4 separate regions of the Homo sapiens genome follow, and all the other regions are linked to region 1. A link is a loop called in an ENCODE intact Hi-C map of the cell type or tissue named here. Cell type or tissue: sigmoid colon. All regions are shown on one strand. Links, peaks and the distances in the headings refer to the core of each region. The heading gives the core; the rest is flanking DNA.

Region 1 (7,921 bases), core at 1,372-6,371:
CAGGCACAGTGGTTCGCACCTATAATCCTAACACTTTGGGAAGCCGAGGTGGGAGGATCACTTGAGCCTGGGAGTTCAAGACCAGCCTGGGCAACATGACAAAACGTCTCTACAAAAATCAGCCAGAAGGACATTGTCCAGAAGATGTTGTCAAAGCCTCACTCTGATGGCTGTGTGGGGAATGGGCTGGATACAGGGAAAGACTAGAGGGCTGCAGGCCAACATCTTACCCTAACTAAGGGAGGGAGCTCCCTTCCTTCCTTCTTTTCTTCCCTCCCTTCCCTTCCCCTCCCCTTCCCTCCCCTCCCCTCCCCTCTCCTCTCCTCTCTTCCCTTCTCTCTTTCCTGAAACACGGTCTCATGCTGTCACCCAGGCTGTGGTGCAGTGGCGTGATCACAGTTTACTTCAGCCTCTACCTCCCAGGCTCAAGCAATCCTCCTGCCTCAGCCTCCCAAGTAGCTGGGACCACAGGTGTGCACCACCATGCCTGGATACTTTTTATTTTGTTGTAGAGACAGTCTCACTATGTTGCCTAGGCTGGTCTTGAACTCCTAGGCTCAAGCAATCCCCTTGCCTCGGCCTCCTAACAGATATGAGCCACTGTGTCCAGGCTTGGTTCTTCCCAGCCCCATATTTGGAAATCAGGGTAGCTCCCCAGCAGGCCATGAGAAGTGTCCTCAAAGCTGAGAGAGTAGACCTGGCTCAACCAGTTCTCTTGGATTGGAGGACAGAAGCATGGGAATGCATTCTTTGTTCTCTCTGCCCACCAGCAAATGTACCCTCCCCCTCCCAGTGTCATATCAGGGGAAACTCCTGACCTGGGAAAAACAAGTATACCATTAGTGCATTCTATCTAAGCAAGCCTTTGCACACCGTTTATAAAACTGTAAACTCCTTTTGGCTTATACATCTTCCCTTCCTCTAGGACTGAACATTGTCAGGCACATAGGAGGTGTTCAATGAACATTTATCAATCTAAAACAAAGATACTTCCACAGGACCTTGGCAGTTGTACATTCACTGCTGACAGTAAAAGAGACCCAGAGCACTGTGTTCTCTGACCAACAACAACAACCACAACAAAAATAGCATGGGATTTGGTCAGAGGCCTTAGATTTCAGTCTTGGTTTAGCCACCCAAGAGCTCTGTGGCTGTGGAGAAGCCACAGAACCTTGCTGAGACTTGGTTTGCTTATCAATTAAAAACAAACAAACAAAAAACAAAATATTCTAAGATATGAGGGTGCACCTGGAAGCACTGTGCAAACTTGTAAAGTGCTATATGAACAAAATGTGGTATATCCGTAAATGGAACATTATTCAGTCATAAAAAGGAATGAAGTACTGATACATGTTACCATATGGATGGACCTTGAAAACATGATGCTAAGTGGAAGAAGTCAGACACAAAAGCCCTGTATTGTATGATTCCATTTCTACAAAATGTCTGGAACAGGCAAATCCATAGAGACAAAGCAAATTAGTGGTTTGTAGGGACTGGAAGGAGAAGAGAATGAACTTTGAGTGCTTAATGGGTATGTGGTCTCCTTTTGGAGTGATGAAAATGTTCTGTAACTAGTGGTGATGATTGTACATTATGATTGTACTAAATGCCACTGAAGTGTGCATTTCAAAATGGTTAAAATGATACCAAATTGCGTATGTGTGTGCTTTTTACCACAATTCTAAAAAGCAAAAAAAAAAAAAAGTTATATGACGGTTAATCAGCCTGAGAAGTCATCGATTTTTGCAGTCAACATGCAGTCTCTATTTTTTGGCGTTGAGAGAACTTACAAGGAGTAGGTGCATCTCCACTAAGAAGCCTCTTCTGAAGACAGCAGGGATGGGAGTGGGAGAGGGAAGAAGGAGTTCTGGCCCATCTGAAAAGAAAGCTTCCCTTCTGGATGGTATTTGTTTCGTAGATTGCCAGTTGTTCACCCTGTTTGTATTTAAATGAAAGGAGGCTTTGAAGTGGGAGCCGCCTCTGAGCACGGCTTGGGGTTCCTGCCTCCCTTGGTAAAGTTCAGACTTGTCCAGATCTGTTTGTAGCCAGAGGTTACTGTTTCTGGTGGAAAAGGCTCAAGTTTGGGTTAATAATACATTATGAGGAAGAGCAGGAGTAAACCTGGGGAGGGCGGGGGCGGCGGGGGGGAGCGGCGGCAACGAATGAGTTCCTCCCAGCCTTGGTGTGAGAAGTAGCTTTCTGATTTGGCCTTCATGGTTCAGGAGTATCATTTTCTCTCTTACGGTCACTGGCTTCCATTTTATAATAATGCTCGTTGCATCTCAGAGCATATTCTCCTTGGTGAAGAACATCTTTAAGTAAATGTATCAATCAATGAAAATTAAAAGTGCTCAGCTAAGCCCTAGCAATGCCTTCAGGACTTGATGGTTACCAGTTTAAGGAAAGTCTTGAAAATGGCAGGAAATTCAATTGTAGTTGAGTTTGCACATTAAAAAAATTGCTCTCCTAGTTTCAGAGTTAAATATTCAGCCAGCCCACAGAAATTGGAAGTCACAGTTATAGACGGGTCACAGTCTGTTCATGTTGATAGTCTGTTAACAAAATGTAGAAGAGTCTGCAAGCAGGTATTCAAAATAACAGCTCCTCATAGCCAGCCATGTCAACGTGGTTTACAAACAACAGTGGAGAAAGTCTCAACAAACCCTCTGAGGGTGATAACTGTAATGATGGTTCGTATCTTTGCCCTATGTAATTTTATGGGAATTGAGAGTCTAGCCAAATAATAAGTTCCAGCCCTTTTTATCTGCCCAGTTCCCAGCACACTCCCGAGGTGTCTGAGGCACTTCTCAACCCAACCTCTTAAAGCAGATTGTAACAATAACAACGGTAATGACAAGTTCCCGAGCTGCACAGTTCCCTTCATTTAAGGAGCGCTGGGAGCTTCAAAAAAACACTCATTAATGGAATCTGACAAAGCTTGCAAGATGGGAAGTCTCTCCCATTTCCAGTTTTCTGGTGGAAAAGTGGGGACTGAGTCCCAGAGGGGTGTCAGTCTCTCTCAAGGGGCTTGAGGGGGTAGGGGGTTTGGGAGTCCTGGGCTACCATTATTCCATGAAATTCGAGAGTCAAGAGTCCCGGGTTCTGGACGCCCCCTTCCCCGGCGTGCTATTTACCAAGTCGCTTCCCATTTCTGGGCCCCAGTTCCCTTAATAGAAGGAAGGGTTGGGCCAAATGGTCTCCAAGATCTCTGCGGTCAACCCTGTCTTTGCCCCCTCACCTCGCGGTTGGGGGTTTCTCCCGCTTCAGAGTTCGGTTAGACTTGTAGTAGAACCGGGTCGGGGGTGGGAGTGGCGTCGAGGGGTTGGAGTGTTGCGGATGCGGGAAGGAGGATGCCTGATGGGGTCCTGGACAAACTGGTGTTTCACGAGTACCGTCCTATGGGAAGCAGGTCTGGGGAGACCAGGTGAGGCTCTAGGACGAGCTCGGAGCCCCAAATCCCCCTGCTGCCTGCAGCGAAACAATGCGAGTAATGTGCCTTCCCCGCCCAGCCCGGGAGCTGCGCGGATAGGAGCGTCCGCGGGTGCGGGATGGCAGCGGGGAGGCGGATATCGCGGCGGGAGGGCTCCGCGCGGCTTTTGCCCATAGGCGGCGGGTCAGGTGGCCGCGCGCAAGAAGGCCTGGGGCTCAGACATGGGCTTCGGGACAAGTCCCAGGCCGTCCCGTTCCCCAGAACCTGGGCCCTTCAGCCCGGAGTAGTTGGCCTTCCCTTTGTGGTTGGGGGGCGGTGGGCTGGCTCCCCGCCTCCGAGGAGGAGGGGAGGAAGGAGGAGCCGGGTGGGGCGTGTCACGCGAAGGAGCGCCGGGCGCCCGGTGCGGCCCCCTAGGAAGTGGATTTGGCCGCTCCGGATCCAACCCGGCTTCCAGGTTTTCTCCCGGCCCGGCCCAGCGTGCTCCCGCCTGTCTCCGGCCCCCCCACGACGCCCGCCCCCTCCCCCCGAGTGCCGCCCGCTTGGCCAAGTTTGCGGAGCGTCGCCGCGCACGCCGGCCAGTCAATCAGCGGCAGAGCTGAGAAGGGCACAGCCGCGCGGCGGAGGGCAGAGTCAGCCGAGCCGAGTCCAGCCGGACGAGCGGACCAGCGCAGGGCAGCCCAAGCAGCGCGCAGCGAACGCCCGCCGCCGCCCACACCCTCTGCGGTCCCCGCGGCGCCTGCCACCCTTCCCTCCTTCCCCGCGTCCCCGCCTCGCCGGCCAGTCAGCTTGCCGGGTTCGCTGCCCCGCGAAACCCCGAGGTCACCAGCCCGCGCCTCTGCTTCCCTGGGCCGCGCGCCGCCTCCACGCCCTCCTTCTCCCCTGGCCCGGCGCCTGGCACCGGGGACCGTTGCCTGACGCGAGGCCCAGCTCTACTTTTCGCCCCGCGTCTCCTCCGCCTGCTCGCCTCTTCCACCAACTCCAACTCCTTCTCCCTCCAGCTCCACTCGCTAGTCCCCGACTCCGCCAGCCCTCGGCCCGCTGCCGTAGCGCCGCTTCCCGTCCGGTCCCAAAGGTGGGAACGCGTCCGCCCCGGCCCGCACCATGGCACGGTTCGGCTTGCCCGCGCTTCTCTGCACCCTGGCAGTGCTCAGCGCCGCGCTGCTGGCTGCCGAGCTCAAGTCGAAAAGTTGCTCGGAAGTGCGACGTCTTTACGTGTCCAAAGGCTTCAACAAGAACGATGCCCCCCTCCACGAGATCAACGGTAGGTGGGCACACCCGGGAGGTGGGCGCAGAGACCGACACTTCGGGAAGGGAGGCTGCAACTCCCTTCCCCCGCCCCGCCGCCCCCTGCGCCGGACGCAGGTACACTAGAGGGAGAAATGGGCAGTCGAGAGGGCAGGAGCGAGCGAGCGAGAGAGCCAGGCAGCCCGGGCGCAGGACGTTCCCCGCGGGCGCAGCGCTCCCCCCTTCCCAGCACTGCGAGCGGAGGGGCGCCGCCGGGTTGCCCAGTGCGACTGTCGCGCTCCGCTCCCCGCCTCCGCTCCTCCTCTCCCCCCTGCATTATTCGCCGTCCCGGGAAGCCCCTGAGGACTGTGGCCCTCAAAGTGCGTGTCACCGGCTACTTCTCCTTTTCCGGGTTGAACTCCTTATAGGACGCCCCGCTTTGTTGTATGGGTGAGGAGAGGCCGGGTGGGGGTGGGGGTCGCCAGTGGGGTGTGGTGGAGGGAAACGTCCCGGAGCTTGCTAGATTCTGGGGGTCGCAAAACGTGGAACTTGAATTGATGTTTCATTGATGTTCTTTTAAAACTCTCTCCCCGCCTCTCTTGCACCGCTGACAAGGATTAGGAGTTTTAGTAGCCGCAACCGCTTCAGAAGTCGCCTTTAAAAAGCAAACGACTACCCCCACTCTCCACCCCTCCAAACCCTGACTTTTGGGAACTCTCCTACTTTCCGGAAGGTATCAGACCAGAGGAGTATTTTTCCCCTCTTTCTTTTTTCTTACCTCATTTTAAGGGTTAATTGCACTTTCAATTACAGACCTTTGAAAGGACTGATTACAGGAAACCTGAATCTCAGTTTGGAGATGGTTATGCAAATAGAGACGGCTTAGCCTGTGAGAAAGTTCACCGGATTTTGGCGCCGGTGGGGTGGGATGGGGGGTGTATGGGGGTATTTGTGAAAGCCCCTCTCGGAGCGCTGGGGAGGCAGCGTTCGGCGGGTGCCCTGCGTCCCTCCCAGCGAAGCTGGCGGCGGTGTCCGGCCGGGTCCCCTCCGGGTCGCACTGTCTTCTTAGCAGCGGCCAACTGTTGCGCGCAGCCCCGCCGGCCGCGCAGGTAGCCCGTTCGCCCTGGGGGCTCAGAAAGCACCACGAATCTAGCTGGCTGGTGGCCAGCGTAATCTAACGGAGGAGTGAGAGATTCGAGCCCGGGGGGGGGGCTGAGCCTCCACTCCGAACCTTTCATGGAAGTGAGTGGAGCGCGCCTTTGCCTTGCCGTGCTGGTCTCCGGGTGGGGCGGGCAGGGGGCCGGCAGCCAGCAAAGGAAATACTGTAATTTCAACCAGGCGCTTCCAAAGGCTTAGGAAGATTTGGGGGTCATTTTTTGGAAGGGCTATTAATAACCTTGGAGATTAAGTGCAGTCATCAATTACATATTAATTACAAAGGTAATTGAGGGAAGTTGCTGGGCACTTTTGGAGTGTAACTGGCGTCTGTCTAGAAATAGAAGCGAAGAAATTGTTGGAGCAGCCCAGGCGCCCACTGCACCTTGGCAGTTACCAAATAACATGCTCACTACTGATTAGACACTGTTTGCCCTTCAGCTGCCTGTCTTTTGGGGAGCTCAAGTATGTCCTCAAAGCGGCACGATTTTATTGGTTGTAGAGCCCTGAAAAGCCCTCTTTCTTTCCCTTCCTCCTGCCCCGCCAGAAAAAAAATGAAGTGAACCACCAGCCGCTGAAGCTTGGGGACTCTGCAGGTCAAACCTGGGGTCTTTGTGCCCTGCACAGTTTAGGCCTGGGCACAGCGGAGATGATTGGCGTGAAGGTTACAGTTGTCATTCCCACATTTTGAAGGGGTAGATGCAGCTCTGCACTTAATGGGAATGTGACAAGGTTTCATCTTCTGCTCATGCAAACAATATGTGCCTTTGATATTGACTGCAGGCATTCAGCGAGTGGGGTTGTGAAACTGCCCTCCCCAGTTTCCCCAACTTTGCTCTGTGCAGTCTTTCGCTGTGGCAGGGCATCTTCCCCAGCCAGCATCTCAGGAAAAAGGAAGCTTGAAGGGTGCTCAGAGACTCTGTGCTAGGTGTTCCCTTTGATTGTCATCATCCCCAGAAATCACCTGAGGGATATTTTGCGTATATGTCTATCTGGACATTCCCCCATGCCAAAGATAGGGGAGTTATTAGTGACCAGCAGCAGGAAATGGAAGCTAATGTGCTCACACCCAAAACATTTTATTCTTTTTGTCTTGTCCTTCATCTCCCTCCCTGGGCTGCTGCTTTTATTTCCCCTTTTGAATGACCTACTGGACTGCATTCTCCTGAGGAACAAAGGAAGTGCCTTTTTAGCTGGAATCCTTGGAAGACCACCAAGGACTTTAGCTCATGCAGTGCAATTTCGCACCACTTTCAACAATAACAAAAATGCATGACTGAATGGCTCAAAAATGTGGAGTGTTAGAGGCATTCATTTGAGTCTAGGACACTGTCACAACACAGACAGACCCAAGTAAATACCTTTAGACGGCCAGTATAGAAACAGGCGTAATCTTTACCATCACCCTGGCCTCTCCAGATGCATACATTAGCCTTGTCTTCTCTGAGCTACACTCAGATAATTTTGGTCATTTTTTAAGGGGGATAGTCAATATAGTGACTTGTATTCAGCCTAGGTCTGGATGGATTAATTGCCAGGCACTTTGCCTGGGATGGGGAATGTGCTTTTTTCAGTGCAAAACACCCAGGATCATTTTCCAGGTGAAGTATCACAAAGTCTGGGTACCTAGCTCATTGAGCCCCAGGCTCAGCCCAAGTTTAATGTTTTATTCCAGATGGCCTTGCACTTGCCTTCTAGAGGTTTGAACAGGCTTTAAGAATACTCCATGTTCTGGAGGAGTCTCAGTCTTTATAGATCATAGTTAGGATCATCTGATGTGCTCTCAAGGGTGTCAGGGAGTACATCATGCTGACAGGGCTTCCAACTGAGGTCCTGCATTGCCTGTCTGCTTGACCCCTGTACTTTTCAAATAATGCTGAGTCCAGGTGCCATGATCAAAAGGGATCTTTAACACAAAGATTATGTTTTTGTTCAGCTTTCAATGGCCATGTACTTTTGGAGCGCCCACTATGTGCAGTATCCTCTGCTCAGCATTGTGGAGACAGCAAGAAAGGCAGGAGGGGCTTCTGCCACCAGGACCTTTCCTATTAGTAAGGAGATAAGCCACGCACACACAAAATTAGAATACAACACAGTGGTGATAAGTGC
Region 2 (7,921 bases), core at 1,582-6,581, 80 kb after region 1:
TTAGCATAGAATATGAGAATCTCTGGGAATTTATAAAAGAGACTTTAGTTGACATGGAATATTATATTGTTTATTGACTACACCAGTTTTCCTGTTGGTTTAGCCATCTCTCTGATTGGAAAGTTCTTTTGCTTTTTGGAGAGGGCTTTATTATTTTATTTTCTCAAAAAGGGAATGAATATTTTTAGACTTCCTGGAACTTGTTAGATACACATGTTGCCTGGGCCTTTGCAGGAGCCTCACAGGTTGAAATGAACCTAAATCAAACCTTTCCCTCTTGGACTTCATGAATGATGATAGACATTGACTGTCTTACTTTTTATCTTGCAGGTGATCATTTGAAGATCTGTCCCCAGGGTTCTACCTGCTGCTCTCAAGAGATGGAGGAGAAGTACAGCCTGCAAAGTAAAGATGATTTCAAAAGTGTGGTCAGCGAACAGTGCAATCATTTGCAAGCTGTCTTTGCTTCACGTTACAAGAAGTTTGATGGTATGTTATTCAAGTCATATGTAAGAACCGGCAGTTAGGTCTGTACTGTAGCTTTTTCACAGCTCCTCTGCTCCCTCAGTGCTTAAGTTTTCTCCCAAGATGTTGTCCTTGTTGGATACCAGAGACGAGTTTACCCTGTAGCTTTATGGCTAGAATACTTCCGGATGCACTGGAATCTGTATGGTAGGCATTATGGAAATATGGTCACAAGGAGACAAAAAATAGATTAGTTTAACTTAAATGCTTTGATTTATTTTCTTGGGTGAACACAGAATAGTGTTGTTGACGCAAGTCCCTTTAAAAAAAAAAAGACCTCATAATAAAAAGCAGGCATCTGAAAACTGTCTTAGTCAAAATAAAGAGAATTTACAGATGCTGGACTTCAAATTAAATTTCAAAATGGATCCCCAAAGACAACTAGAATTCCTAAAAGTTTTGCAGAACACAGGCAGGATTAAAGTTCTTGAGTTTCCATGCAGCAGAGACCCAAAAGTAGCCATTTTACTATAGTCTTCATTAAGCTGGGCTCCATCCAACCTCACATTAGCTGAAGCTCTGGCATAGTCTTTCCATGTAAAAGCCACGACAGAACCCATTCTAATCACCTATGCCAGACGTGGCTTCTTGCAGGCACACTTTCTCTTAATATTGAAGAAATAGCCAATATGAGCCAATTGAAAGTGTACTTTGATCCTATCTGAACAATGGTACAGATAACAGACTTTAAAAAATAGAATATGGAGTCCAAAACACCTCAGGATTCTTTTCCCTGGTGCTGTTCACTCAGTTTGAAGATTTTTATGAAGTAGATTTAGTTTTAAGAGGATTGATTTCCTTTGTGCCTGTTTTAAAGGCCATTCTAATTACATAGTACCTTTGAAGCATGCTTTTCTTGACATTATGTGTGGTGAAGAAGTACAAGACAAATTTTCTAGATATGAAATGTCTTTGAGTATTTCTGCAAAGGGCTTGTTACCATGGTGAGAAAGTTAGACTAAATTAGATTTGATATAGCTGATAAGGCAGTCCTCAGTTAAAGAACAGGTTGTATTTCAAATGTTGGCTTTGAGATGTGTTATTTCAAACTTATAACCAATTTAATAAGTGTTAGGTTCCCAGGTGAGACCACAAAAGCATATTTAATCTATAATGTAGTTGAACTAAAACACTGTCTATGTAGTATGCCGTTGATCCTACCCATTTTTTCAAACACGCTATGTGCAAAATTATGTCTTAGTTCTATCACCTTTCCCTGGATGAATGGGAACAATTTATATATCTGTATATCCTTCTTATTACCCATATCCCCCTACATATATGCTGTAGCTGTTAAAAGTATTTAACAATATGTTAATACCATGTGAAAATGGGTGTTATTGGCAAAATCTATCATTAGACCTCCTCTGTCTCTCCTGATCACTGAATTATTATTATTGAAAAGAATGGTGTTTTCCTGACCATGGCATTTCTCATTCAAGATAATAACCTAAGCCTTTTCTTTTACTTTGGGGAGAAAACTTAGAAAGCTAATTAAATGGTCATTTTTGAAAACTTAAGATGTTGATATTTAAAAATCACCACTTAGGGGCTTCATAATGGAATTTAGAAGGAAAAAAAAATCTGCTCTTTAGAAATGACTCTCCCGTTGGCAGCACAATGTAGTGGAGATAAAGTTGTTTCCAAGTTCCAAGGCCTTCTACTGCAAGTCACCTCATTTCTTGTTAGACTTGTATCTTCCTGGCAGGGAGCCCACAGTCATTGCCTATGGGCCTACTGGTTTAGCTATTCTTTTCCCTTCTCGCTCCCCATGGTTTTATAGCACTACTATGATTCCAATGTGTAGTGTTTTGTTGTTGTTGTTGTTTTCTTCTTAAACCATACAGAGAAACTTTATCAGTAAGTGTTAACATGTGTTTTTTAAAAAGGATAGAAAGTTTTTCTTGCTCTTCCCTACCAGGCTTCACATTCAATAAATATGTTAACACTGTGCCTTGATCAGTTTCAAAACTTTAATGATTATGAAACTCCAGTGTTTTTTCTGACTTCAAATTAAAATATGGCATAGGCTGGGCATGGTGGTTCATGCCTGTAATCCCAGCACTTTGGGAGGCCACGGCGGGCAGATTGCTTGAGCCCAGGAGTTCGAGACCAGCCTGAGCAATGTGGTGAAACCCTGTCTCTACTAAAAATATGAAAATTAGCCAGGAGTGGTGGTGTGCGCCTATGGTCCCAGCTACTTGAGAGGTTGAGGTGAGAGGATCACTTGAGCCTGGGAGTTCAAGGCTGCAGTGAGCCAAGATTGCGCCACTGCACTCCAGCCTAGGCAACAGAACAAGACCCTGTCTCAAAACAAATAAATAAAATAATATAATATAACATAAAATATGGCATAGACAATAAAGTTAGGGAACATAGATACAAGGTTTTTTTTTAATGGGTAGTAGCTGAAATGTACTTGATCTGGAGATCAATATACTGGAATGCTGGAATACTGGAATGCCAGAATACTTTGCACATTTTCTCCATGTTAGGTTACAGAAACAATGAGATAATTTTATATGGTAAAACCTTAGTTGACTGGTACCCACCAAATCATAGTCCCCTAGTGGGTGCTGCATTGATTGATTAATTTTTTGTTTGTTTGTTTTGAGATGGAGCCTTGCTCTGTTGTCCAGGCTGGAGTGCAGTGGCGCAATCTCGGCTCACTGCAACCTCTGCCTCCTGGGTTCAAGCGATTCTCCTGTCTCAGCCTCCCAAGTAGCTGGGATTACAGGAACACACCACCACGCCCAGCTAATTTTTGTATTTTTAGTAGAGACGGGGTTTCACCATGTTGGCCAGGCTAGTCTCGAACTCCTGACCTCAGGTGATCCGCCCACCTCAGCCTCCCAAAGTGCTGGGATTACAGGCATGAGCCACCGCGCCTGGCGATGATTGACTAATTTTTAAGGCTGTCAATTAGGACTTGCCAGTAATTCTCAATGCCTGCCGATCCAAGGGCATTGATTAACAGGCTATAGGATATGTCTTGACTCTCAGAAATTCAAGGGTGGATGCTTTGGCCAAAGAATTATCCAAACTATTATAATAGCTAAACCCTGGCTCTTGGTGTGAATTGAAGAGAGAAAGTTGGGCAGACTAAAAAGATGGTGGTAGGGAACCAAGATGGAGCAGTGAAGTTGCACAGAGACAGCTGGGGACATATAGTAAGGAAATAGTAAAAGGACACATGGAAATATTATGGGTCAGGCAACTTCAAGGGAGTACCTTTTGTCATCTGCAAGCTTACAGTGTAAATTCAAAGTGGTGACCTTGACCCCAGACAACTTTGTCTATCATCAAAACCTGTCTATGTCTATGAGATACCACTTCTTTCTAAGGTAGAAATAATTACTTTTAAAGTAATTATTGAAAAAAAACCTTTTCAACAAAAATAAAGTTTGGGGGCTTGTAGAGAGTTAGCCTTCTGTTACCAGAAATCATCTCATTATCCCAGTTTTCCATCATTCTTCCTCAATTGACCCTGGTCAGGGTTCTAGTGCCAGTTCTGACATTTTTATAGTCATTGGATTTGAGAGATGAGTCCCTTCTCCAGTTCCCTTACCTCTAAGGCCCTTTTTTATTCTGTACTTTTAATTTCCTATCGTTTGCACATCTCAAGAGACTGTACGGTCTATATCAGTTTTTAAGATATAAACTCGTGTGTGTGCGTGTGTGTGTGTGTATGTGTGTGTGTGTTCGGATTTGGGTGACGTACAAGAGAACACTTCCTCCCCCTCAAAAATCATCAGATTTCTTATATTTTAAATCTATATCACTGAGTTTAAAGACTGGCCTCTGTGTTTTTCTATGCTATCATTTTTTAAACCCACTTTTTAACTTAGGATGTTTAATACCAGAAATCTGTATTCTGCTGGAGACATAGAGCCAGATTGTGGTAGTGACAGAGCTAGCTGCTCCCCCTCTTGGCCAATTCTGGGAATTTTTTGATAGTAGAGCTGCTAATTAACTTAGCTGAATCAGTCATCTCATGAATATGCTAATCACATACTTAATTCAGGAGGGAGTTAGGGAAAATTGCTTGGCAAAGGGAATAGAAATAGAAGTGGGGCATAATCCGTGTTTTGGGACCACAGCATAAAGACCCGCCCCCAAATGCCTGGCATTTTGTGAGAAAATAGTTGTTTTTAAAAGAAGCATAGTTAAAATCCCAAATAGGTTAAGGTGATTACAGCTGCCATGTTAAATGTATTTCTGAATTACATAGTAAAAATGATGTTACAGCTATGAAGTAATGTCATTGCTACATAACTGCCTGTATCAAACTGTAGATATTCTGCATGTTTAAATAACTAAGGAAATGGTTGTTGTCTGATGCTAGTCTATTGGGAAAACTCCTTTAATTTGTCATTTTCAGAGCAAATTTAATAACTTTGGATGGGAGGCAGTGCACAGTGAATTATCATCCTAGTTCTGCAGTGAACCCACTGTGACTGTGACCTGGGGCAATTAAATGAGTCTCAGTTTTCCCATCCATAAAATGAGGGGGTTGAGCTAGATGCTCTCTAAAACCCTTTTCAATCCTACCAATTCTGTGAATCTTTTAAACATGTGACTAGACCAGCTGCTTTAGTGAAAGGCCTTACAAGATGTTAATTAGCCGTCTGTATGGTACCCTCTATTTTCCCTCTATCATTTTTTAACTCTCAGCTACTTTCACCAGGTCTTTGAAAAACCCTCCCATGAGCCTGAAGCTTGTTAACTTGAATAATAGTAGAAATTTTCTGAATTAGCTTAAAATGCACACAAAAGAAATAATTGTCTGTCCCATCTATCTGCATGGGCCAAGTGTAAACCAAGCAGTTACCCTTCCCTTAAGCCCTAAGGCCCCTTGTTTCCTATCACTTCACAGAGGCAGGGCACGAAGCACTCTTCAGACTTAGCAGAATCTGCATTTTAATCACCAACTGCAAATTTTCTGTAGTTCATATTAGCCATTAACCAGTGCAGAGGATCAGTGAGTAGGAGGCATTAAAATTTATATGCCCGTGAAAGGCATGACCTCAGTGGAAGCGAGCTATCTGCTAACCTTAAAAGACAAATATGTCCAGATAAGCTTCATGGCCATTGACTAAGCTGAAATTTCTGGAATTTTCCTGACCCCTGACTTTAACTATTTTCTACCTATATAGATAATTGTCGTTTATATAGCCACACTTACTAAAGATCCCCTGAGAGGGTTTTACATTGGAAAAAGTCTAAAACACCCTCAAAGTAAGTGTGTCATAGATATGCATAGCATAATATACAACATTGATTGGTTTTTAATCCTCACCTCACATTTCATTAAGACATTAAAAAAATCATTGCTTTCTAAAACCTCTGCTGTAGTACAGCGGGCAACATTTCATAGGCTGAGTAGCCTCGAAAGTACGGAGAAAGACATGAGGCCTTCTGGCCTTCCTGCAAATGCAGTGTTTCTTCCAGATTATGCCAGTGGTCTCCGATTTAGTTTGAAAGCACTGCTACTCTTTCCTTTATGATTCTATTTTCTTTTCTTTCCATATGAAAGAGACTAAAAAGCCAGCTACTTTTGCTAATTCTTTTATAATCTCTCTGTGAAACTTGACCAGAATGAGCCACTGCCAGCTTACTGTAATCAAATCAAAAGCTCAGACAAAATGCACACATTTCTCTATTGACAAAGGTTTTCTGCCTTTTGAGTTGTTATCTGAAGTGTGACCAATTGTGACTTTAGCATTGGCTATCTCATCGGATTGAAAATGCATGTGCAGCTTTACGAGCCCAAAGCACTTTAACTTTGGGCCTCTCCTCTTAGCTTTGACTTCTTCAGAAGGCATGACATCAGCAAGAAGCAATGGATCTGTCTGGAGGGAAGTAAATACATAGAAGAGCTTCAGATGAACTGCTTTTATCAACTCTGTTGGTTCATTGCTCTTTGGGCCTGGGAGTTTGGAATGTTGTTCATCACTGCCTGCTCTACTTCTATGTGTCTGTCTGTCCAGGCAAAGAACAGGGCTTAGTTGATCTAGCACTGACTCCAACCGATTGATTGAGAGAATTCCCTGTGCAGGCAGGCTTCAGCCCTTTCTTGTTCATTGTCCACACCCATCTTCATCACCCTCTCTCGAAAGAATTAGCAGAGCAATGGAAACTCTTGTAATAAATATGACTCTAACAGCAAGGATGGTACATGGACACACCCTTTCTGCAGATAGATTTGGCAGTGTGTCAGCAGTTTTGAATATGTTCATACTCATTGATTTAGTAATTCCACTTCTGGATGTGCATCCCAAGGAAAGAAAGATCTGCATAAACACTTATGTACGATGTTAATAGGATGTTCATCACAGCATTATTTCTAGTGGTAGGAAATTGGAAATAAGCTTGCATGCCCCACAATGATTACACTATTCTCCGTCCATGTGGTGTCATTGTATGCAGCCATTAAAAATGATGGTTCTGCTGGGTGCAGTGGCTCACGCCTGTCATCCTAGCAGTTTGGGAGGCCAAAATGGGTGGATCACTTGAGGTCAGGAGTTTGAGACGAGCCTGGCCAACATGGTGAAACACCATCTCTACTAAAATACAAAAATTAGCCAGATGTGGTGGTGCACGCCTGTAATCCCAGCTACTCGGGAGGCTGAGGCAGGAGACTCACTTGAACCAGAGAGGTGGAGATTGCAGTGATTTGAGATTGCACCACTGCACTCCAGCCTGGGTGACAGAGCAAGACTCTGTCTCGAAAAAAAAAATGATGCTTCTGAAGAAGTTTTAATCACATAGAAAATGCTAACCATATAGTGTTACATAAGAACACGGTGTAAATACATTTTATTTCAACCACGTAGCAACATGTATTTCATAGGAAAAAGGGAGGAAGGAAATTTGATAAGCCATTGTTACTGTCTTTTAGCAGTGGGGATTATATTTATATTTTCTTCTTACCTGTCCATATTTTTCAAGTTGCTATAATGAGGAATACTATTTAGGAAAAAATTATATATTTCTTTATGAAAAATATGGAAACTGCTTTGGTGAAGTTTTAAAATAATGTTTTTCTTTTTATTAAGTATTACAGTGCTCACTGTAGAAAATTTGGAAAAGTAGAAAAATACATCAAATCCTCCAGTGGTTAAATAGAATGAAGGGAATAAAGGGAAATAGTTACTTTTGAAAGCATGAAGGTATATCACTTTTCTGATTATAAAATGTCACTGAAATATCTGGGGGAACAAAATCAAGAAAGATAGAATGAAAAAAATTACCCTTGATCCCCAGCACCCAACCGTCACTCTTGTATTTACCTAATCTTTTTGTGTACGTAGATAATGCATATACATACATGCAAATTGGTATCATAATGATTTGCTATTTCATGTTCTGAATTTTTTTTTTTTTTTTAGACAGT
Region 3 (7,921 bases), core at 950-5,949, 67 kb before region 1:
TAGAGGACCCTGACTAAAACAGAGGCTGAAGCAGGCAGATCACTTGAGCTCAGGAGTTCAAGATAGGCCTGGGCAACATGGTGAAACCCCGTCCCTACAAAAAATACAAAACTTAGCATGTGCCTCTTTTTTTTATTATAGCCATACTAGTCCCAGCTACTGGGGAGGCTAAGGTGGGAGGATCACCTGAGTCCGGGAGGTGGAGGCTGCAGTGAGCCATGATAATGCCACTGCATTCCAGCCTGGGCAACAGAGCAAGACCCTGTCTCAAAATAAAAAAGAGTTACAGTTAAATATTTACTTAAAAATATTCATTTTAATCTGTATCTCGCATGAAACACACACTGTTACATATGGCTCACAAGACCAAGTGAATCAGTCAGTAGCTATTCGGCTCCCTGCCCCCTCAGTTTCCCCTTCAGCCAGGGTCCACCACTTAGCTATTCACACCTACCTGTGCTGGGCTGTCCACAGCCTGTGACTGGTTCTTGTAATACCAAGGAGTATAACAAACTTTTAGACAAACCTAACATTTGGTCTAAGTTCTCTAGGTCTTCTCATTGGAGTCTTGTGTTTCCTGACCTTCTACTGTGTCCCACCCCTGGTCCCCGCCCATAAAGCTACTTCCCATTTAGCATATTCTTTTCAGTTTGGAGGATGGTTCCCATATGCCCACCTGCTTTCAGTCTCACTGCTCACCCTCACCACCAGGGCTTGTGTAGCCCTTGATTTGGGCCTGCTGGGCTTTGCTCTACTGCCTTATGTACCCATATTGCTCTGCATCTTAGCTCTAATCTACCCACTTGCCTGAGGTCCCCAGATCCAATGTGACGAAGTTTCATCTCTCCCAACCCATCCTATGATCAACAGTTGCGTACTGCCTCAGCTCTGATAAAAGATACCTTCTGATTTCTAATGGAAATGAAATCAAACTGTAAGCTCAGTCCTTTCAAGTAGAAAATAGATCGCTTAAAGGTTGTTCCAGGAAGCTTAAACTTATAAAATGATCATGAACATCCCCAGAATACATTTTATGCCCAGTTACTTTTGGAGCTAAATGGGGTCGCAAAATGTTCACTGACAACAGTAATGACTTATCCCAATAGACAGATTCAACCCATGCTTAGGGTTCCTGCAAAGCACAGACACCCCCTTTGCTTTGAAAGCACCCCAAAAAAGTAGTTGAAAGCACTTCTGATTTGGTTGCTCAAAAATACAATTGAGGCAGGGCACGGTGGCTCACACCTTTAATCCCAGCACTTTGGAAGGCCAAGGCAGGTGGATCACCTGAGGTCAGGAATTTAAGACCAGCCTGGCCAACATGGTGAAATGCTGTCTCTACTAAAAATACAAAAATTAGCCAGGTGTGGTGAAAGGCTTCTGTAATCCCAGCTACTTGGGAGGCTGAGGCAGGAGAATCCTTTGAACCTGACAGGTGGAGGTTGCAGTGAGCTGAGATTGCACCACTGCACCACAGCATGGGTGACAGATTGAGACTCTGTCTCAAAAAAAAAAAAAATGGCTCTCCCTCTCCCTCTCCCTCTCCCCCTCCCCCTCCCCCTCCCCCTCTCCCTCTTTGCACAGTCTCCCTCTGATGCGAGCCGAGGCTGGACTGTACTGCCGCCATCTCGACTCACTGCAACCTCCCTGCCTGATTCTCCTGCCTCAGCCTGCCGAGTGCCTGGGATTGCAGGCGCGCACCACCACGCCTGACTGCTTTTCGTATTTTTTGGTGGAGACGGGGTTTCACCATGTTGGCTAGGCTGGTCTCCAGCTCCTGACCGAGAGTGATCTGCCAGCCTCGGCCTCCCGAGGTGCCGGGATTGCAGACGGAGTCTCGCTCACTCAGTGCTCAATGTTGCCCAGGCTGGAGTGCAGTGGCGTGATCTCGGCTCGCTACAACCTCCACCTCCCAGCCGCCTGCCTTGGCCTCCCAAAGTGCCGAGATTGCAGCCTCTGCCGGGCCGCCACCCTATCTAGGAAGTGAGGAACATCTCTGCCTGGCCGCCCATCATCTGGGATGTGAAGGAGCCCCTCTGCCCGGCCGCCCAGTCTGGGAAGTGAGGAGCGCCTCTTCCCGGCCGTCATCCCGTCTAGGAAGTGAGGAGCGTCTCTGCCCGGCCTCCCATCGTCTGGGATGTGGGGAGCGCCTCTGCCCCGCCACCCCGTCTGAGATGTGAAGAGCGCCTCTGCCCGACCGCGACCCTGTCTGGGAACTGAGGAGTGTCTCTGCCCCGCCGCCAACCCGTCTGGGAGGTGAGGAGCGTCTCTGACGGGCCGCCCCCTCTGAGAAGTGAGGAGCCCCTCCGCCCGGCAGCCGCCCCATCTGGGAAGTGAGGAGCGTCTCCGCCCGGCAGCCGCCCAGTCCGGGAGGTGGGGGGCAGCCCCCGTCCGGCTGCCGCCCCGTCTGGGAGGTGGGGGGCACCTCTGCCCGGCCGCCCTGTCTGGGAAGTGAGGAGACCCTCTGCCCGGCTGCCACCCCGTCTGGGAGGTGTACCCAACAGCTCATTGAGAACGGGCCATGATGATGATGGCGGTTTTGTCCAATAGAAAAGGGGGAAATGTGGGGAAAAGAAAGAGAGATCAGATTGTTACTGTGTCTGTGTAGAGAGAAGTAGACATAGGAGACTCCATTTTGTTCTGTACTAAGAAAAATTCTTCTGCCTTGTGATCCTGTTGATCGGTGACCCTAACCCCAACCCCGTGCTCTCTGAAACATGTGCTGTGTCCACTCAGGGTTAAATGGATTAAGGGCGGTGCAAGATGTGCTTTGTTAAACAGATGCTTGAAGGCAGCATGCTCGTTAAGAGTCATCACCAATCCCTAATCTCAACTACCCAGGGACACAAAACACTGTGGAAGGCGGCAGGGCCCTCTGCCTAGGAAAACCAGAGACCCTTGTTCACATGTTTATCTGCTGACCCTCCCTCCACTATTGTCCTATGACCCTGCCAAATCCCCCTCTCCGAGAAACACCCAAGAATGATCAATAAATACTAAAAAAATTAAAAAAAAAATGAAGCAATCATTATGGGAAAACCAGGAATTTGTTGCACTTATTTTCAGTTTAATGTTGCTTTTAGTTGATTTACACAGACTGTCAGGAGACATCATAATCTCCTCCATATCTGGGGTCTCTGAAGGTTTTTATAAGATACTGGATGGCCACTTACAGAGCCCTATGGATTTCCCATAGTCTTTTTGGAGGCCACTTAGACAATGGGGACAAGGGAGAAAAAAACTGAGTTCAAAAATGGGTGAGGTCCAGGTTGGGACATTTGCTTTAGGCCTTCTCTTGGGTAACATGGCTGAATCATTTAAATTCAAAGCTAAAGCTAAGGCTAAGACTAACAGACATCCAGGTTCAGGTTTCAGCGAGTCACAGACAGGCAACTTCAGTTCAAAGAAAAGGCATTTGGCTCTATTTTTTTTCTTTCTATAAAGAGCTCTTATGAAGAGAAAGTTAATTTCTGTGACTCATAAACAGAAGATTTCCAAAGCTCCATAAGGTTTCTATGCAATTAGGTCAGGATAACTTGATGAGAAAATAAATAATTCCATGTTTCCTACGAGTGTATCCATGTACATAATGTACACTCCGTAAGAGCAGGGTTCAGGAACAGTGCTGGTTGGCAAGGAAAGAAGAGCGCTCATTCTGATTAATAACTAGAGCATCTCCATGTGTACCAGGGCACCCAAACTAGACTTTGTCGGGGATTGGCTGCTGGCCACATGGCAAGAGCATTTGTGATATTGCCACACACCCAGGAAACAGCAGCTCCTTCTCCAATCCATAGGCACCAAGTTGGGCTGCTAAAAATATATGGAGTTAAGCAATCTGGAAGTTTCTGGGTATGGAAAAACCGAGAGACCCTTTGCATTAGGAATAGCAAAGAGCAGATAGTGCCCTCTGGGCCCTCACAACATCAGGATAGAAAATGGAGAATCAGAAAGAAACACTCAGGCAAACATCCAAGAAAGGCTCCAGTATTTACACACTGTTTTACTTGACTTCTACATGTTGCTACAGCATCATAGGGGAAGAAATCCTTTCTGCAAACATGAGAAATGTGACCTCCAAAGAAGATGTTAATTGTACACATTGGTTCAAAGAAAACTCTAATTGCAGCATCCCCGGTACTTTCTTCTTATAAGTTGTTTCTGAAGATGATGCCAATAGACAGTGACCCTGAAAGCTCTGGGGTGACTGCACCCAGTCTCCACTCAGCTCAGGAGTTCAGCCTGCTCCTTATCTCTGCTGCTACTCTCCTAGGACTTCTAAGGAAAAGTACATGAGAGGCACCCAGAGTTGCCTAACTCTGGGTGCCCAAAGAAAGACTAGCACAGAGAGACTAGGAGCTGAGGAAGACAGGACAGCAAAGGGAGGAGGAAGCATAGCTTTATCCACTAAGGATGGATCCCACACCCAAGTCCTGCCCCAGGCCTGAGAACAGAGGTATAGGAGGAGAAGTCCAAGCGGTCTAGGGCTCTGCCTCCACATAGCCACCTGAGCCTCTACCATTGATCAGTCAAAGGTCCACTCAGGCCTCTCCTCTGAATTCCAAGCTCACCTATCCAACCACCTAATCAATGTTTCCATACAAATATCAGATAAGGTCCTCAAACATAACGCATCAAAAACCAAACTTTTTTCCATTAAGAGACAGAGTCTCACTATGTTGCACAGGCTGGTCTCAAACTCCTGGGCTCAAGCAGTCCTACCACCTCAGCCTCCCAAAGTGCTTGGATTACAGGTGTGAACCACTGTGCCCAGGCTAAAAACCAAATTCTTGACTTTTGTCTACCTCCTTCCCTAACCCCATCCACCATCTTCTCAATCACTCTTAATGTGACTCTATTCTTCCACTTGTATAGATCAAAGACATGAGCTCATCCTGGACTCCTGATTTTCTCTCAAATCTTACATTCAATCATCAGCAAATACTGTTGGTTCCATTTTCTTTTCTTTTCTTTCTTTTTTTTTTTTTTTTTGAGATGGAGTCTCATTCTGCTGCCCAGGCTGGAGTGCAGTGGCACAATCTCAGCTCACTGCAACCTCTGCTCCCCAGGTTCAAGTGATTCTCCTTCCTCAGCCTCCCAAGCAGCTGGGATTACAGGTGCCTGCCACCGCACCTGGCTAATTTTTGTATTTTTAGTAGAGACAGGGTTTCACCATCTTGGCCAGGCCGGTCTTGAACTCCTGACCTCGTGATCCACCTGCCTCGGCTTCCCAAAGTGCTAGGATTACAGCTGTGAGCCACCACACCCAGCCGGTTCCACTTTCAAATGATCTCCAGAATCTGACTACTTCTCATCTCCTCCCCCTCTACCACCCTGGCCTGAGCCATCATCAGCTCTAGCCTGCATTATGGCACTAGCGCGCTCTGAGCTTCCACCTTTATTCTCGTACACTCTATTCTCCATGCAGCAGCCAGCCCGATCCATGTGAATTGTAGAGCAGGGCATGTCACTCTTCTGCTCAGCACCTTCTTATGTCTTCTCATTCCATTCAGTCAAAGCCAAAGTCCTTACCATGGTCAACAACCTCCCCCGCCCCAATCTGACCTCCCATAGTGCCATCTTATACTGCTTTCCACCTCACCCATTACATTTCAGCCACAACTTCCATATTATTCCTCAAAAATGAGGCCAGGTGTGGTGGTGCCAACCTGTAGTCCCAGCTACTTGGGAGGCTGAGGCAGGAGAATAGATTGAACCCAGGAGGTAGAAGTTGCAGTGAGCTGAGATTAAGCCACTGCACTCCAATCTGGGCAACACAGCGAGACACTGTTTCAAAAAAAAAAAAAAATTGCCTAGCACACTTACTTTAGGGCCTTCGCTCAGGCTGTTTTCTCTTCCTGGAATGCTCTTCCCCACTCCAGATCTCCTAGGCTGACCCCTTCTCCTCCTTCTGGTCTTCATTCAAATAGTGCCTTGTGTAAATGACTCCCTGACTCCCCTAATTGAATTTGCAACCCTTTCCCCAAGTCTCCCTTTCCCTTCTCCCTGCTTCATTTTTCTCCATAGTGATGATAATTTATCATTTAGTTAGTTTATTATCTGCCAGAATGTAAGCTTCACGAGGACAGAGGTTGTTACATGTTTACTGTGGTATCATCTAGCACAGAGTTTGGCACAGAGGAGTCACTCAGTATTAGTTGAATGACTGATAGAACCTAGCCTCCTTCTCCCTCCTCTTCCCTGCTTGCATCCAGCTCCTCCTTGGTAAAGCTTTTATTCCTCCGGTCTGTTTGGGCCTTGAGACGGGAAAAGTAAGGCTTTCTTCTCTGCAAAAAAAATATTTCTGGCCACGTGAAATAAGGGAAGGGAAACCCATCTTTCCCCCTGAAATACTCCTCATTATCTTCCTGCAAAGCCAGCCCTGACAAGAAACTTGGGTGGGATGGTCACCATTATTTAGGACAAACCATACCTGGGAAGGGCTGAGATGAGCAACTTCTGGGACTCCATTCAGAGGGTTCTAGGTTTGGGAAAGCCAGCTCTGAATTCCCACACCATTTTCCCACTCCCAAATCTCCCTCACTGCCTATTGCCATGAGTCTGTAAATTCTCTTAGAGAATGATCCTTCTCTGTTTTGTTCACTGCTGTGTCCCTAGTGCTTAGAGCACTGCTTAGAGCATAGTAGATGCTCACCGGACGTGGTGGCTCACGCCTGTAATCCCAGCACTTTGGGAGGCTTAGGCGGGCGGATCACAAGGTCAGGAGATCAAGACCATCCTGGCTAACACAGTGAAACCCCATCTGTACTACAAATACAAAAAAATAGCCGGAAGTGGTGGTGGGCACCTGTAGTCCCAGCTACTCGGGAGTCTGAGGCAGGAGAATGGCGTGAACCCGGGAGGCGGAGCTTGCAGTGAGCCGAGATCACGCCACTGCAGTCCAGCCTGGGTGACTAGGCGAGACTCCATCTCAAAAAAAAAAAAAAAAAAAAAAAAAAAGAACATAGTAGATGCTCAGTAAATATTTCTTGGATGGATGAATGAATGAATGAACTGTGAAATGACCAAGTATATAGGGGTTAACTCGCTACCTGCCTGACACCTAATCACAGCTCTTCCTACCCTTTTCTCTCCCATCCTGTAGGTAATCTGCCTTGGCTCCCTTAATTCTCTTCTGTTTGTGTTCTGCCTTGTACTACACCATTTCCATGTCTCCTTCCTATTCCTAGTCCCCGCCACAATCCCTGCCTGGACTTCCAACACAGTTGGCAGTGGCCTTGAGATATCTTTCCTTGCTCTTTCTGTAAGTGGGACAGATCTTGCTTCCTTGAGTGCGTACTATGTGCCAGGTGCCCTACTGAGTGCATTAAACTCATTTTCTTTAATCCATAGAACAACGATGGATAGATGTCTCTAAACAACATCAGCTCCCTTCCAAATGACAGAGGATCTGTGCCTGCTCTCTGATTGGGCCTCATCCTTCAGGACAAAGGAAGAGATGCTTTCTCTGCGCTTTGCACAATGAATGTTGACTTAGCCCACCGTCAACACAATCCCACTTAGTGCCTTCAAGAGAAGTCTCTCAGAGTCCCATTCACTCTACTCAGGGTAAGGCCCAAGTACTGACTTCCCAGGATGCCTTGCGCTGAGCACACCTGAATGATGACCCACAGAAGAGCTGAGGCCTGGGTTTCAGCTGCCAATTGTAGCAAATTTCTCCAGAACCCAAACTCTCACCTTGCCCTCTGACAATCAGGCCCGAGAGACCTACATCATTGTACAGTGCATGGTCTGTATATTTTGTCTCAAAGCAAGCATTTAAAAATCCTCGCCTGGGAATGGAGTGAAAAGCATTTATGGAAATATTCAAAACATGCATCTCTGTTCCTCAATGAGAACCAATGCTGAGGATGTGACGTTTATAGGACATGTCAGTAGAAAAGATTACTTTTCTTAAAAT
Region 4 (7,921 bases), core at 1,324-6,323, 80 kb before region 1:
GCTCAAGCCATCCTCCCACCTCAGCCTCTTGAGTACCTGGGACTACAGATGCTCGCCACCATGGCCAGCTAATTTTTGTATGTTTTGTAGAGATAGGGTTTTGCCATGTTGGCCAGACTGCTCTCGAACTCCTGGGCTCAAGCAACCCGCCCACCTTGGGCTCCCAAAGTGCTGGGATTATAGGCATGAGCCACCGCACTCAGCCGCCAAAGTCTTTTTCATATGAACTGTTATCAAACTGTGTCTCTCTCATCTGGTCTTTGCACAACCAAGTATGTGTAAACTATGCAGACTACTTTGTGTTCTACTTTCAAAGTTTCGGTCACTGAAGTAAAATGCCATCAAACTCCTCTGGGCCAGAAAGCCTAGATCTAAATGTTGAACCTCGAGTTCAATGTTCTTCCTCATTAGCTTTTTTCTACCTTATGTATTTTGATCTATACAAAAAGTTGAATATGGATAATTTCTACAAACTGCTGGAGCTTAATGGTTTAAAAGGTAGCATAAGCCCGGCACAGTAGTTCAAGTCTACAATCCGAACACTTTGGGAGGCTGAGACAAGTGGATTGCTTAAGCCCAGGGGTTTAAGACCAGCCTGGGCAACATGGTGAAACCCCTTCTCTACAAAAAATGCAAAAAATTAGCCAGGCGTGGTGGTGCATGCCTGTAGTCCCAGCTACTTGGGAGGACTGAGGTGGGATAATCACCTGAGCCTAGAAAGTTGAGGCTGCAGTGAGCTGTGATCACACCACTGCACTCCTTCCTGGGTGACAGAGTGAGACCCTGTCCAAAAAAAAAAGAAAGAAAGAAAGAGAAAGAAAGAAAGAAAGAAAGAAAGAAAGAAAGAAAGAAAGAAAGAGAGAAAGAGAGAAAGAAAGAAGAAAAGAAAAGAAAAGAAAAGAAAAGAAAAGAAAAGAAAAAAAGAGCATGGTGTGTTGGAGCATGTGAGTGTTGGGATTGGGATACCTGTATGCCAGGCATTGTGAAGTGCTTTATATACATTAGCTCCTTCTCTCCAATAGAGGTAGTATTATTATCCCTAGTTTCTGAACAAAGAAACTGAGGCTTAAGACGTTCCACTGTTATTAAGGGGCAGAGGCAGGATTTGAACCTAGTTCTGACCAACACCAAGGGTCAAGTTCTTTTCATCATACTAGTGGTTCTTAACCTTGACTGCCTTGACTGCACATTAGAATCACCTGGGGAGCTTTAAAGCATCCCAATGCCCAGGGCCCATCCCCAGCCAATTAAAACAGAGTCCCTGGAGGTAAGGTCTGAGTATGAGTAGGTTTTAATAGCTCCCCAGGTGATTCTAATATACAGCAGTAAAACCCTACTTTATACCATGCAATTTCCTAGGTACATTAGTCTGGCATAGATGTGAATGCAACTATTAGGCTCTATATTTTTAGCACTGGTTGCTTCAAAAGACAAGGCTGAAGTTATTTAAGGCACTAACATCAAACAAATGGTGATGGCGAGACCTCAACCTGCTGCTCCCTGTTCTGATAGGGGAGTGAGGGCAGCCACTCCGTTCTAACTTCTACCCCTGGAAACTTCCACTGTTCATTTCCCTGAATCATGTGCTTTCCCCCTGACCATTTTGAGTTCCAAAAGACAGGCCTGCCATGCACGGTGGCTCACGCCTGTAATCCCAGCACTTTGGGAGGCTGAGGCGGGCGGATCACCTGAGGTTGGGAGTTTGAGACCAGCCTGACCAACATGGAGAAAGCTTGTCTCTACTAAAAATACAAAATTAGCCCAGCATGGTGGCGCATGTCTGTAATTCCAGCTACTCGGGAGACTGAGGCAGGAGAATCGCTTGAACCCGAGATTGTCCCATTGCACTCCAGCCTGGGCAACAAGAGGGAAACTCTGTCTCAAAAAAAAAAAAAAAAAAAAAAAAAAAAGACAGTTCTGGCCTAACTTATACAGGGTGAGCAGACTACAAGTGGGCCCTAAAGATTCTTAGCTGCGTTCCTTTGACTTATGACAAAAGCCTTAGGATTTACCTTCTGAGCAAGCTGCACAAGGTGGTGTCCGAGAGGTTTCCCTGGGGAACTGAGGCTCCGTATAAGTTCCTTCCTGTATTCCTCTGGCTGGCCCTTATATGGGAGAGCTCCTTATAAAATGTCTTAAAAATTAGAAACGGACATGATGCAACTGAGAAAATAATTTGTATATTAGCAGGAGGTGCAAATCCCCGAAGAGCCCATTGAAAAAATAAGAAACTCCGAGTCAATGGGAAGTTGTAAAACCTAGCACTGTGAGAACAAAGAGCCCTAGCCATATGGAATAGCTTATCAGAGGCAGGGCAACGGAGCCCGCGTGAGAACGGCTCAGGCTCCAGAGAGGGACACCTAGATCTGTTCAAGGAGGCGTCAGGAAGTGTCGGGGATGGTGAAAGAGCTGAAAGATGTGATTAAAGTAAATCCTCCAAAGATGGGAAAGTTCGGCTAAATGGCTTCTTCCTGTTCTTAATATGCTTTCTATTTTTCCTGGAGGCAGGAGGGGGGCACTCTGGGTAATTTGCTGATTGCCCATGGCTCCCTGTCCTCCCTCCAAGGCTGGAGTGGATTCTTTTGTCTGCAAATCCTGGATGTGTGCTTCCCCTATTACAAGCAGTAAGGGCTATGTGAATAAAATATGTGTCTCTTAGAAACCATAATATGATCCTAGAATCAAAAAGAGCCTCTTCTCACAGCTTTCCCAGAGCTTCAACAGTCATAACCACTAAGCAGAAAGGGCTTCACTGGGGCTGTATCCACACATAGATCAAGCACTGAGGAGAGTGAAAGCAGTTAGATGCCTAATGTAGGCTAAATACACGTAGTCCCTTGGAAGACTGTGGAAGAAATATGGGACCATATTTCTTTTCTTTTTTCTTTCTTTCATCTTTCCTTCTTTTTCTTTATTTTTTTTTACCTTTCCTTCTTTTACTTTTTTTTAAATCTTGAGACAGAGTTTTGCTCTCTTGAAATTTACTTCTTTTTCCCATTTATTACAAGCCTCTTATTCTTTTTTCTCTCTAGTTTCGTTAGGCATTTTATTTTATTTTATTTATTTGAGACAGAGTCTCACTCACTTTGTCACCCAGGCTGGAGTGCACTGGCATGATCTCAGCTCACTGCAACCTCCACCTCCCAGGTTCAAGCGATTCTCCTGCCTCAGCTTCCCAAGTAGCTGAGATTACAGGCGCCCGCCACCACTCCCGGCTAATTTTTTGTATTTTAGTAGAGACAGGGTTTCACCATGTTGGTCAGGCTGGTCTCAAACTTCTGACCTCAAATGATTGCCTGCCTCGGCCTCCCAAAGTGCTGGGATTACGGGTGTGAGCCACCGCACCCAGCCTCTATCTTTCCTTCTTTTTCTTTTCTTTTTCTTTCTTTCCTTCCTTTTATTTCTTTTTCTTTTCTTTTGTCTTTCCTTCCTTCCTTCTCTCTCTCTCTCTCTCTCTCTCTCTCTCAGCCTGAAGGAGTCATCTAATCCCCACAGACCTCCATTTCTCCTCACTCTGCGTGGGCAGACGCCACCTAAGAGAGTCTTGAAAGATAAACATAATGTGTCAACACACTCAAAATGTTTCCCTCACATGGAACTCATCTCACGCTTCTCTCTAGCACTGGAGCCATGCGGCATTTCCATGGGAAGAAAGTCTCAAAATAGCAAGTAATAAACAGAGCCAGGGAGCCTGATGCAGCTCTACCCTGTGCCAGCCCTCAGCCTGCTCCCTCCAGAAGGAGCCGACTCTTTCCATCCCGGTAGAGCCAAGCCAGGCTACAGGGCCAGATAATCAACGGCAGGTGTCACACCCCATAATAAACCTCAAGGAAACAAAGACGATCATAGAGAAAACTTAAGGTTCGATTGCTCAAGGAGCACTGTTGGCTGGCACGTTACAAAGAAGCCCCACACGTGGGACTGGATTGTTAAGTCCCAAGTGCCCTTGGATTGGCAAGGAAGGTGAGAGTCAGAACGGAAGGGGCCCCAGGAACTGGTAGATCAGAGAGGCTCCAGCCAGGAGGGACTGGGCTGAGGCAAATGCTATGTTTATTCAGCTTACAGCTTTCATTTTTCCTAAGTGATTTAAATGAGTTAAAGAAAAAAAAAAATCATTCTACTGGATTGAGTCCATCTCTAAATATTTGGGACACACGCTGAAAGGTTAGAAGCAAACTCCTGCAAAGAAATGATTGCTGGAATGAGGGAGTTGGCTACCAGAGGAGGCCTGGGACGAAGGCCAACAATGACCCGAGAGAGAATCCAGAGCAGCGAAATGATCCATGAAGTTTCTTGGCATTTTTAAGCACTCCTGGAAAGAGAGAAGCTCATCAACTTCACTGAAGAATCTCCAAACAAATAGCTCAACTGTCTCTGTGTTTCCCAGCCTCAGAACTGGGCTGGAAAATTCAACTGCCAGTATTGAAATGCATATTTCAAGGCTGGGGCTTTGTTCTGTGGTTTGGGGTGCTTCAAACAGTTTGACCTAATCTTCAAGGTTACAGGAGTGCCAGGCATTGTCTGAGGAGTACAGTTTTTCTCGGCCCTACCTGTACCTACATTCTCCCTCAGCCTACATTGTTGTGTAGAACTGGATTTGAGTCAATTATCTGTCTCCTCTGTCTCAAAAACAGAATGGAACAAAGCAAACAGAACAAGACAAAACAAAAATCCTATCGAAAATACTCAAATTAGGGATTGACTGATTTTCTAGCAGATGCTTCACAAGGAAAAGAGGGTAGGGGGAGGAAGAGGAAGAAACAGTACATTCAGCAACTGACTAGAAGCTCAAAGATAGAAAATGTATCAAGAGCTCATTTGCAGCAAGAGTGATGACTCACACTTGTAATCCCAGTGCTTTTAGAGGCTGAAGTGGGAGGATCACTTGAAGTCAGGAGTTTGAGACCAGCATAGGCAAAAAATTAGTGGGTATAGTGGTGCACGTCTGTAGTCCTAGCTACTTGGGAGGCTGAGGAGGGAGGATCACGTGAGCCCAGAAGGTGAGGTTACCGTGACCTATGATGGTGCCATCGCACTCCAGTCTGGACAACACAGTGAGACCCTGTGAAGGAAAAGAGAGAGAGAGAGAGAGAGAGAAAGGAAGGAGGGAAGGAAGGAAGGAAGGGAGGGAGGGAGGGAGGGAGGGAGGAAGGGAGGGAGGGAAAGGAAAGAAAGAGAGAGGGAAAAAGAAAGAAAGAAAGAGAGAGAGAGAGAGAAAGGAAAGGAAAGGAAAGAAAGGGGAAAGAAAAGAAAAAGCAAATTTGCTATTTTGGAGACCTTGGACCACTCGTTCACTTCATTATAGGAAACCTGGTGTTCAAGTGGAGACCCAGACTGAGGCCAGCTGGAGAAAGAGGTGAAGACAGTGATGGGAATTATTTTCCTATAATTAGGGGCCCAGATGCTGACCTAGGATCCTGTTCTGGGAGTCAGGGCCGAGTTGAGCACAAGGAATGAAGTGGAGCTGGTACAAAAAGGAAAACAAAGAAGGGGGCTCAGGAATGAAGACAGAGCTGGACCCCCACTGCAAATCAGTGTACAAGTCAGAAGGTCTGTGAAAAGTAAAATTGGTGGGATTGCAGAGATGCAGAGAGATTGGCCTCTGCAGACAAGGCTCTGCTTCCATGGCCCCTACCCATGTCCAAGGATAAAAGTGCTGTGAAGGATACACTGGTTATGATAGTAACATCAGCCACATATGTTATTACATGTTGTATATACTGAAGTTTATACTCCCAACCCCCCAGAGAGAGATCACAGTCCAATCTGGGGGAGAAGTGCAATTCCAAAAGCATCTAACATAAGACTAGGAATGGAGGGGCAGGCATGAAGGCCTACTCACCACCATTTCCTAGAATAAAGCAAAGCATTACTCTGGGGCTATTTTTATGGCAAGAGGCTCATGCGCACCTTTAATCCTTGAAGGAGCAAGATGAAACACCTTTCACTCTGTGTTCCAAAGCCATGCTTAAAAATTACTTTAAATCTTTTATGAAAAAGGATACAGAGTCTTACTTAGTGCACTTTCTAAATATTTCTTCTACTGAAGTAATTTGTAAATGTTGCAGGGTGTTAGAAGAATAGGCTTTAACGAAGAAAATAAATTGTGTTTTTAAATCCCAAGGAGCATGGAGCTTGCAGGCACCACTGGAAATATCTGATGGGAAGGGAAAGTTGCTCACTTCTTCCAGGCTAACCAAGAGTTTGCCACTTCAGATTGGGAAACCTTTGGCCACAGGGTTTTGGGTTTCATCTCCAAAGCCTCTAGGGGAGACAAATGCCTCTCTTTGGGGTTCAACTGTGTGTTAACAAGGAGCAGGTGAGAGAATGACTCACATAGCCGAGTGCAATCAGCCGGCTCTCCACTCTGCCTTCTCTGGATCACAGTATCTGTCTGTGTAGACTGAGAGAATCAGACTAGAGCAGGGCTCAGCAAACCCTTCCAGAAGGAAGGAAATCGCACAGGTAATACAGACCACAGACATCCCAGCATATTCTTCGTTACCTCTTCATTTGTTAACAGCCTTATTGGAGATAGAATTTGCATATTGTAGTGCACCCATTGGCGTTTTTGTATATTCATTATGTTGTGCAACCATTCCCACATGAATTTTAGATTTTCATCACCACGCAGACCAAACCAAACAAAATCCTACACCCATTAGCTGTCACTCCCATTTTCTCCTATCACCCCCAGCCCTAGGCAACCTATAATCTACTTTCTAGGTTTTATTTATTTATTTATTTATTTATTTATTTATTTATTTATTTATTGAGACAGAGTCTCGCTCTGTCACCCAGGCTGGAGTGCAGTGGTGTGATCATGGCTCAACCTCCCAGGCCCAAGCGATCCTCCTACCTCAACCTCCCGAGTTGCTGGGACTACAGGTACACACCATCATGGCCAGCTAATTTTTTTTTTTTTTTTTTTTTTTGGTAGAGACTGGGTTTTGCCATATTGTCCAGGCTGGTCTTGAAATCCTGGGCTCAAGCGACTCGCCTGCCTTGGCCTCCTGAAGTGCTGGGATTATAGGCATGAGCCACCATGCCCGGCCCTCACTGAGGTTTTGATTTGAATTCCCATAATGATTCATGATGCTGAGCATCTTTTCATGTATTTATTGACAACTTGTTTATCTTCTTTGAAGAAATGTCTATTCAAATCCTTTGCCCATTTTAAGACTGGATTATTTGTCTTTTTAATGTTGAGTTGCAATTTTTTTTTTTTTTTTTTTTGAGACGGAGTCTCACTCTGTCACCCAGGCTGGAGTGTAGTGGCGCAATCTCGGCTCGCTGCAACCTCTGCCTCAGCCTCCCAAGTAGCTGGGATTACAGGCATGCTAATTTTTGTATTTTTAGAAGAGATGGGGTTTCACCATATTGGCCAGGCTGGTCTCAAACTCCTGACTTCAGGTGATCCACCCACCTCAGCCTTTCAAAGTGTTGGGATTACAGGCGTGAGCCACTGTGCCCGGCTGTAAGTGTTCTTTATTTACTCTGGATTAAAATCCCTTATCAAACATATGATTTGTAAATATTTTGTCCCATTTTTGGGTATTTAAAAAATCCTTTAAAATGTTAAAAATCAGGCCAGCTGTGGTGGTATGTGCCTGTAGTACCAGCTACTTGGGAGGCTGAAGTGAGAGATTAGCCTGAGCCCAGGAGTTTGAGTCCAGACTGGGCAACATAACAAGACCCCTGCTTTTTGGAAAAAATGTAAAAACCATTCTTAGTGCACAGGTCTACAAAAACTGGCCACTGGCTAGATTTGACCCATAGGCTATAGTTTGCTAAGTTCTGGTCTAGATCATGGGTTTTCAATTTATTTTTTAGTGATTTTAGCAAACACCTGTTGTTTTACCTGACTAGGTTCCCCTTTTCCTGGTAAACAAAACAGAACAAAACCTTGCATTTTCTTTTG

The links. Hi-C counts contacts between places; a loop is a spot of excess contacts. Peaks named below come from ENCODE experiments on the same cell type or tissue, not always from the same donor. Only the 100,000 strongest peaks of a DNase experiment are listed, where the experiment ranks them.
Region 2: a loop joins it to region 1, with 4 times the contacts of the local background. A loop is called at or near these places in 18 of 110 quality-filtered maps.
Region 3: a loop joins it to region 1, with 3 times the contacts of the local background. A loop is called at or near these places in 3 of 110 quality-filtered maps.
Region 4: a loop joins it to region 1, with 4 times the contacts of the local background. A loop is called at or near these places in 3 of 110 quality-filtered maps.

What each region holds. Positions count from the first base shown.
Region 1 is chrX:133,411,579-133,419,499 of GRCh38, reverse strand. GPC4 (glypican 4) reads left to right here and starts at 4,011. Exons shown (of 9, transcript NM_001448.3): 1 at 4,011-4,694. The coding sequence starts at 4,535. RefSeq lists enhancers at 1,610-2,149, 3,272-3,772. In sigmoid colon, for the core only: no CTCF peak of the experiment used is centred there; DNase peaks (open chromatin) are centred at 3,879, 4,349, 4,699 and 5,869; H3K4me3 peaks cover 3,533 bases; H3K27ac peaks cover 582 bases.
Region 2 is chrX:133,331,751-133,339,671 of GRCh38, reverse strand. It overlaps GPC4 (glypican 4), which reads left to right. Exons shown (of 9, transcript NM_001448.3): 2 at 331-489. Among named protein-coding and RNA genes, the nearest start is that of GPC4, 80 kb to the left of the region's middle. In sigmoid colon, for the core only: a CTCF peak has its summit at 4,467 (motif pointing left); no DNase peak of the experiment used is centred there.
Region 3 is chrX:133,478,298-133,486,218 of GRCh38, reverse strand. No RefSeq gene overlaps it. Among named protein-coding and RNA genes, the nearest start is that of GPC4, 67 kb to the right of the region's middle. In sigmoid colon, for the core only: no CTCF peak of the experiment used is centred there; a DNase peak (open chromatin) is centred at 3,698; H3K27ac peaks cover 333 bases.
Region 4 is chrX:133,491,968-133,499,888 of GRCh38, reverse strand. No RefSeq gene overlaps it. Among named protein-coding and RNA genes, the nearest start is that of GPC4, 80 kb to the right of the region's middle. In sigmoid colon, for the core only: no CTCF peak of the experiment used is centred there; DNase peaks (open chromatin) are centred at 3,718 and 4,238; H3K4me3 peaks cover 427 bases; H3K27ac peaks cover 1,001 bases.